2 separate regions of the Homo sapiens genome follow, and region 1 is linked to region 2. Evidence: chromatin loops called from intact Hi-C (ENCODE). Cell type or tissue: A673. All regions are shown on one strand. Links, peaks and the distances in the headings refer to the core of each region. The heading gives the core; the rest is flanking DNA.

What was found. Peaks named below come from ENCODE experiments on the same cell type or tissue, not always from the same donor. Only the 100,000 strongest peaks of a DNase experiment are listed, where the experiment ranks them.
Region 1: a loop joins it to region 2, with 2.1 times the contacts of the local background. A loop is called at or near these places in 5 of 110 quality-filtered maps.

The regions. Positions count from the first base shown.
Region 1 is chr2:163,181,319-163,184,251 of GRCh38, reverse strand. No RefSeq gene overlaps it. Among named protein-coding and RNA genes, the nearest start is that of KCNH7, 340 kb to the right of the region's middle. In A673, for the core only: a CTCF peak has its summit at 1,294 (motif pointing left); no DNase peak of the experiment used is centred there; H3K27me3 peaks cover 221 bases.
Region 2 is chr2:163,877,680-163,880,612 of GRCh38, reverse strand. No RefSeq gene overlaps it. Among named protein-coding and RNA genes, the nearest start is that of FIGN, 140 kb to the right of the region's middle. In A673, for the core only: a CTCF peak has its summit at 1,682; a DNase peak (open chromatin) is centred at 1,702.

The DNA.
Region 1 (2,933 bases), core at 207-2,706, 700 kb after region 2:
TCACTTGTAGCATTTGGAATCACTAGTTTATAAGAATTACAGTGTTCTAAAACTATCTTTATAGGATAATTTCAGATGTTTTTGAGCTGCAAATGTTTTAATACTATTAATCATATAAATCTTTAGAGGACTGAAACCCTATAAATAGCTGGCATTTTTTAATTGAACAAAATCTCCTAACTCTGCCACCAATTGAATTGAGTGGCCTTCCAAAAAGTCTTCCCCAAAAAGAGTGGCGGCAAAACTTTTAAAAGGTCAAAATTTGCGGAACACTTGTAATTCTCATTGGCATCCACTTTCTCTATTTTATGCTCCCTTTTTTTCTCCTACCCAAGGCTCTTCATTATTTCAAGAGCCTCCTCATTCGTTTCCCTAAGTCTAGTCTCTGATACCTCCAATCCATGCATCCATCTATAGTCATGTGGCTAGTGACTGCAAAACAGTAATTAGATCACATGACTTCCCTCTTCAAAATTAGCAATGTTATTAATTTATTATTATTGAAATTATTATCAAAAATAAAATAGCAGTGTATCCATTTAAGTTCTTCATTAATTAGTTCTAATTTACCTTCCTAGAGTAGACTCTTACTGCTACCCACCATAGTCTTTGCTCTAGAGTCACACAACTTCCTGAATGTAACATGTTCTGTCACAATTGTGTATCTTTTGTATTCTTCCTTCCCTCCCTCCCTATCCTACCGAAAAAAAAAAATCTCCAACATCCCTAATTTTTCAATCCCCAATTTAAATGGCACTCTCTCCTCTCATTCTATTTCCATAGTTTTACAATTTTATCTTAATTTAGCTTTTACATTTCCAATGGATTTTAAGGTTCTTAAAAATAACTTTCATGTCTTTTTTAATATTTACCTCTTCCAGCGTTGACTTAAACTCCTGCAAATTTTAGTCAATGACTTCTAAATTGTAATCGAATTAAATTTAATTGAAATAATTATTCTGTAATAATGTATTAGACCTCCAACTTTGGGGAAAAAAGATAGTTTTTAAAAGTACTGATTTTTAGGAGTGAACTAGACTTTCACAAGGTGCTTATCTTTCTCAAATGATTATACCTAAGCTCATATTTGAAGGCTGAGGACATTATTTCTTGTTTCTTGATTTCATATCCTTCACATCAACAATTATGAAAGGTAAAAATGGCATATGCTTTATAAAAACAGAAAAAGGTATTTTGCAAGATCTACACAATGAACATGAACACAAAATTGTTAATATTGGCTGAGGCTAAAATCTCTAATAATTTACTGTAAGGTGATGCATGATGACTCTAATAGTGACATCTGGTGGTTCACAGGGAACATTACATTAATACATCAATTTTAACCTCTAAACATGTTTCTATTTTAGTAAGACGGTTGTCTTTGTTCTTGTAAATTGGTCCTAATAATTTAGATATTTGTTTCATCCCTTATAGAGAAAAATTAATATTATGTTACAGATTTTGTTCTAAAATATGCACAAGTCTTAAATTGATATTTTCAGTTTGGAAAAGTAAGCTAAACTGCAGATCTGAGTTCTTTTTACACCTGAAAAATGCAGGAGGTGGCAGAATGCATTTTTTGCACCTGTAATCTATATCACTTTAACCTTGAACTCAACTCGCCCTAAACAACAGTGGCCCCTGAGAATATACGTGCTATAATCCATCCTTTCTACATGGATGTGAATCATTATGATACAAGAAAGCTCAGAAGATTGGAGTTCTCAACATTCTCTATTACTACTGAATCGTATGACCCTGAGTCAGTCATTTAATTCCTTGGGTCTCAATTTTCTCATCTGAAATATTTAGATTAGATATTCTCCATCTTGAAAATTCTTAATGATAAGGACTTAATAGACAGTGATGGTTAATTACAATGACATAGCTCTCCTCTGATATTTGGCTTTTGGTGCATAGAAGACAGGTACTTTTTAAATGATAATAGGGATTCTTTAAATTCATATTCAGTATTCAGATAACATCCATTACCAGAGCATCCAATGGGATAGCTCAAGATTCCCAGGACCACTGGCAAGGAGCCAGAGCTATTACAGTCACAATTGTGAAGAAATTAGAAACAGCTTAGGCTCGGCTCCTCACACTCAAGAATGGACTGAATATACCTGCTGCTGTATCCCCATTCAGTGATTTCCGAAGCCCGTTAAAAACTAGATTCATTAGAATCATCTGGACATTTGTTAAATATATGTCTCTCATGCTCCCCTACGCCTATGGAAGGGAGATGACTGGAATCCACAATTTTAATAAGCTCCCCTGGTGATAATGATGGTTATCCTGGTTTGGGTATTACTTACTAACACAACTTAGAAACCACATAGATTCAAATAGAAAGGGATGCTGATACCATAAAGCTGATGAAAGATTAAGTCTTTAAAGCCAGGACTTGAAAACCCAAGTGTCTACAGAGACCACACAAGTAACTTAAATTTAAAAATTAGCCAAGTAGGCATTAGGCAGAACTCTGGAGAGCATGCCCCATGCAAAGTAGGTAGCCTTTAATTAGCTGTAGTGGTTGTTGCCAGAAGGGGAAGCTTCCTAGGGTTGCCCTGTGCTTTGTAAAGGGAAGATGAAAATAGGATTCTTATGTGGACTCTCTAATCTGAAGGAATTGGAACCAATTCAATGCAAACTAAATGAAACACATTTGTGGGCTTCACATTTTTGTTCTCTATTTTAGATCCAATTCCTATTTGTCCCCTTTAAATCACACTTCACTTTTTCAGTTCCACTGCATTTTTCAGTCTAATACATCTAATCAGCTAGATGAACATACAGACTACACTATAGAGAATGGCTATTCCATCTTTTCTATTGTCATATCCTTTCAAATTATCTTAAAGTTTGTTTAAACTTTGTCTCGTCCTTAAAGCATTTTGGAGCTTTATTCTCCAAACATTTTCAAACAT
Region 2 (2,933 bases), core at 282-2,781:
AGTGCTCAAGAGTACCACTTGGCCAGTAGTTAACATATTGGCTACCACAAGGCTAGCTAGAGTTCCACCTTGAGGCTTTTAGCCATGCACAATGAAACAACAATATGGAAGAAAATCAGGTTACTTAAAAGTGGTGCCACATAAGTACATACTATTTACCCAGACTTCTACATGACAGAAAAATAAATTTTCATCTTCTTTAGGACAAAGTTACCTGAGTTTTCTTTCATTTGCAGTTGAATCTCATTCCCTTCTGCTTCACCAGAAATGTATTTCCTTTCTCTGCTATACATGTTACTGCTACCATTAATTTGATCTTGCAGAGTAAAGTAAAAGCAACCTAACCCAGGGAAGGTAATATAGCATAGTAGTTAAGAGCACAGACTCCAGTGTCAGGCTACCATCAGTTTGATTTCAGCTATATACTTACTAGCTGGTGACTTTGGGAAAGATACTTAATCTCTGTGCCTCAGTTTCCTCATATGTCAAATGTAGACAATAATAGCACTATCTCATAGGATTCTTATGGTGTTAGGAAAAGTTAACATATACAAAATACTGAGAACAGTGCCTGGTTCTCTAAGCTAGTTAGATAAATCTTCATCTACATACCCTCCTTATGACACTTAACTATTCAAGGTTTTTTTAATCTTAAAAAACAGTAATAATAGCAAATCTCTCAACTGTTTGTCAGCTAATCCTTTATGGCCAAATTAAGAGTCATCTATATCTACATCTGTATTTACTCACCTACCACGGATGGTTCAGTTCACAGTCTGGCTTTAATTTTTACCCCTCCACTATAACTAGTCTCCCTGAAATATCCACTGACTTTTGTTGCTAAATCCAATGGATTTCTATTACTTCATCTCTATTGCATTAGAGAATTAACCATTCCTAACTTTGAAATACTCTCTTTTATTGGCTCACTGAGTTTTGGCTAACTTTTCTCAGTCACTTCTGTGGGCTCCTACTTTTTCAGCATCCTCTACTGCCATTTTCATCTTGAATTTTCTTTTGTTCTCTTTCTCTGTGTGCTCCCTAGATTGTCTCATCATTTCCAAGGTGTTTACAATATCTCAAGCTCATATAACATTCCCGTGCTTTACATCTATATTGATATTTCCACTTAGATGTTCCACAGGAAGAGTATTAGTTTAACTTCCAAACCTATTACTCTTACTGACATTCCTATCTCAGTCAATGGCCTGAACACCTGCTAATTGCCCAAACCGAGAGTATGGGCATTATCCTAGACTCCCCTTTCTCCCTCAGCCCTAGAAAGCTATCAACTACCACGTCCTCCCAATTCTGTTCCTGGAATAAATCTTTATACTCATCTTTCGATATTCCCACTGCCATCACCCATTAAAGCCAACATTAACTAACATTTGAATTAATAGCCTCCTGTATTATCTCCAGTGGCCAATCTTGATTTTCTTTGATCTACTCTTTGCACTAGATTTCACAATCATGATTGTTGACTCTCTTGCTTAAAAACATCTTCCCTTGTTATATCAGAAAGAAGTCCAAATTTCTTAAAATATTTTGCAAAACCTGTGTCATCTGGTATCTGCTTGCTTTTCTAATTCCGTCATTCATTCCCAGTCTCCTCATACACGATGCTTTAGATTCACTGAAGTTATATACCAGCTCTTGGAACGTACCATGTCTCTCATCCTGTAGCCTCTAGTGGGCGCTGTTGTTTGCCACCCCAGGATGTATTCTTTTCTACTGAGTAGCAGCTTGATTTCTGGATGCTGTTGACCCCAGCTCCAGAAGAATACTGTGAATGCCCAAACCATTTATTGTGACTCCATCTCCAATGTCCAAGTATTGGTTCAGGAATATGCACATAAACTAAGTTGGTCAATCAAAATGAATCCTGTGCTTTTTGATTGACAGTTGGGAAAAAATTATTTTCTATTTTTGGGTGTGTAAATGCAATGTCTAAAACTGACCGTTGTTTTGCTACCACAAGAAAATCCACCTTCAGAACAAACTCAAAGCAGAGACAAAAAAAAAGAAGGAAATTAAATTAGAACTCTAATAAATTTACATCTGAAACCCTCTAGACTTTTTAGTAACATGAACTAATAAACTCATGATTATTCACTTGTCTGAGTTGGGTTACCTGCCACGTCTCCCATTTCTTCACCTAGTTAACTCCTATTCATTCTACTCTGGCCTTTATGTGGACACCACCAGCATAAATCTTTCTTGAAGCAGTGTTGGTGTCCCTTCTCTATACTTTCACAGCACCTTGAAACATCTTTATCATCATGCTCATCTCAATGACTTATAACTGCCTGTTTGTTCCTGTCTCTCATGAGATTAAAAACTCTGTCAGTCTCAACACCATGCCTTTAATGCTCATTGTTGTTTTTCTAGCATTTAACACACCTCCCAGGACATAGAAAATGCTTCATAAATATGTCAAATTAAATATAGTTAATAATTGTGGAGTACTTTCCATGTCAGAAACTGTGCTAATAATTTCACATATTTTGTCTTAATTCCTGGCTACAGCAATTCTATGACACATGTACATTTATTGTTAACTATTTTAAAGGTTTAGATATTGAGGATTAGAGAGTTTAAACAATTTATCCATGTTCGCCTACCAATATTAGAGCTGGAATATGAAGCTTGGTAGTCTGTCTCTATAGTCTTAGCCACTACATTCTATTGTCTTTATAAGAAAAAAGTAATATATAAGAATCATATTTAGAACTCTTCAGTATTTTTCCAGTACTTTACTGTTGAGAAGCATTTTTTAATTCTCTTTCCAAATCTCTCTTTGCAGGATCAGAACGATGGAGCAAAATGATAAAAGTTTCACTTTAATAAGGAATGAAGAAAAAAAACAAAAACTGTGATCAGATTCTGTACTCTCAGTGAAACATTCCACTTAGTATGTCATGAGGTTAAGT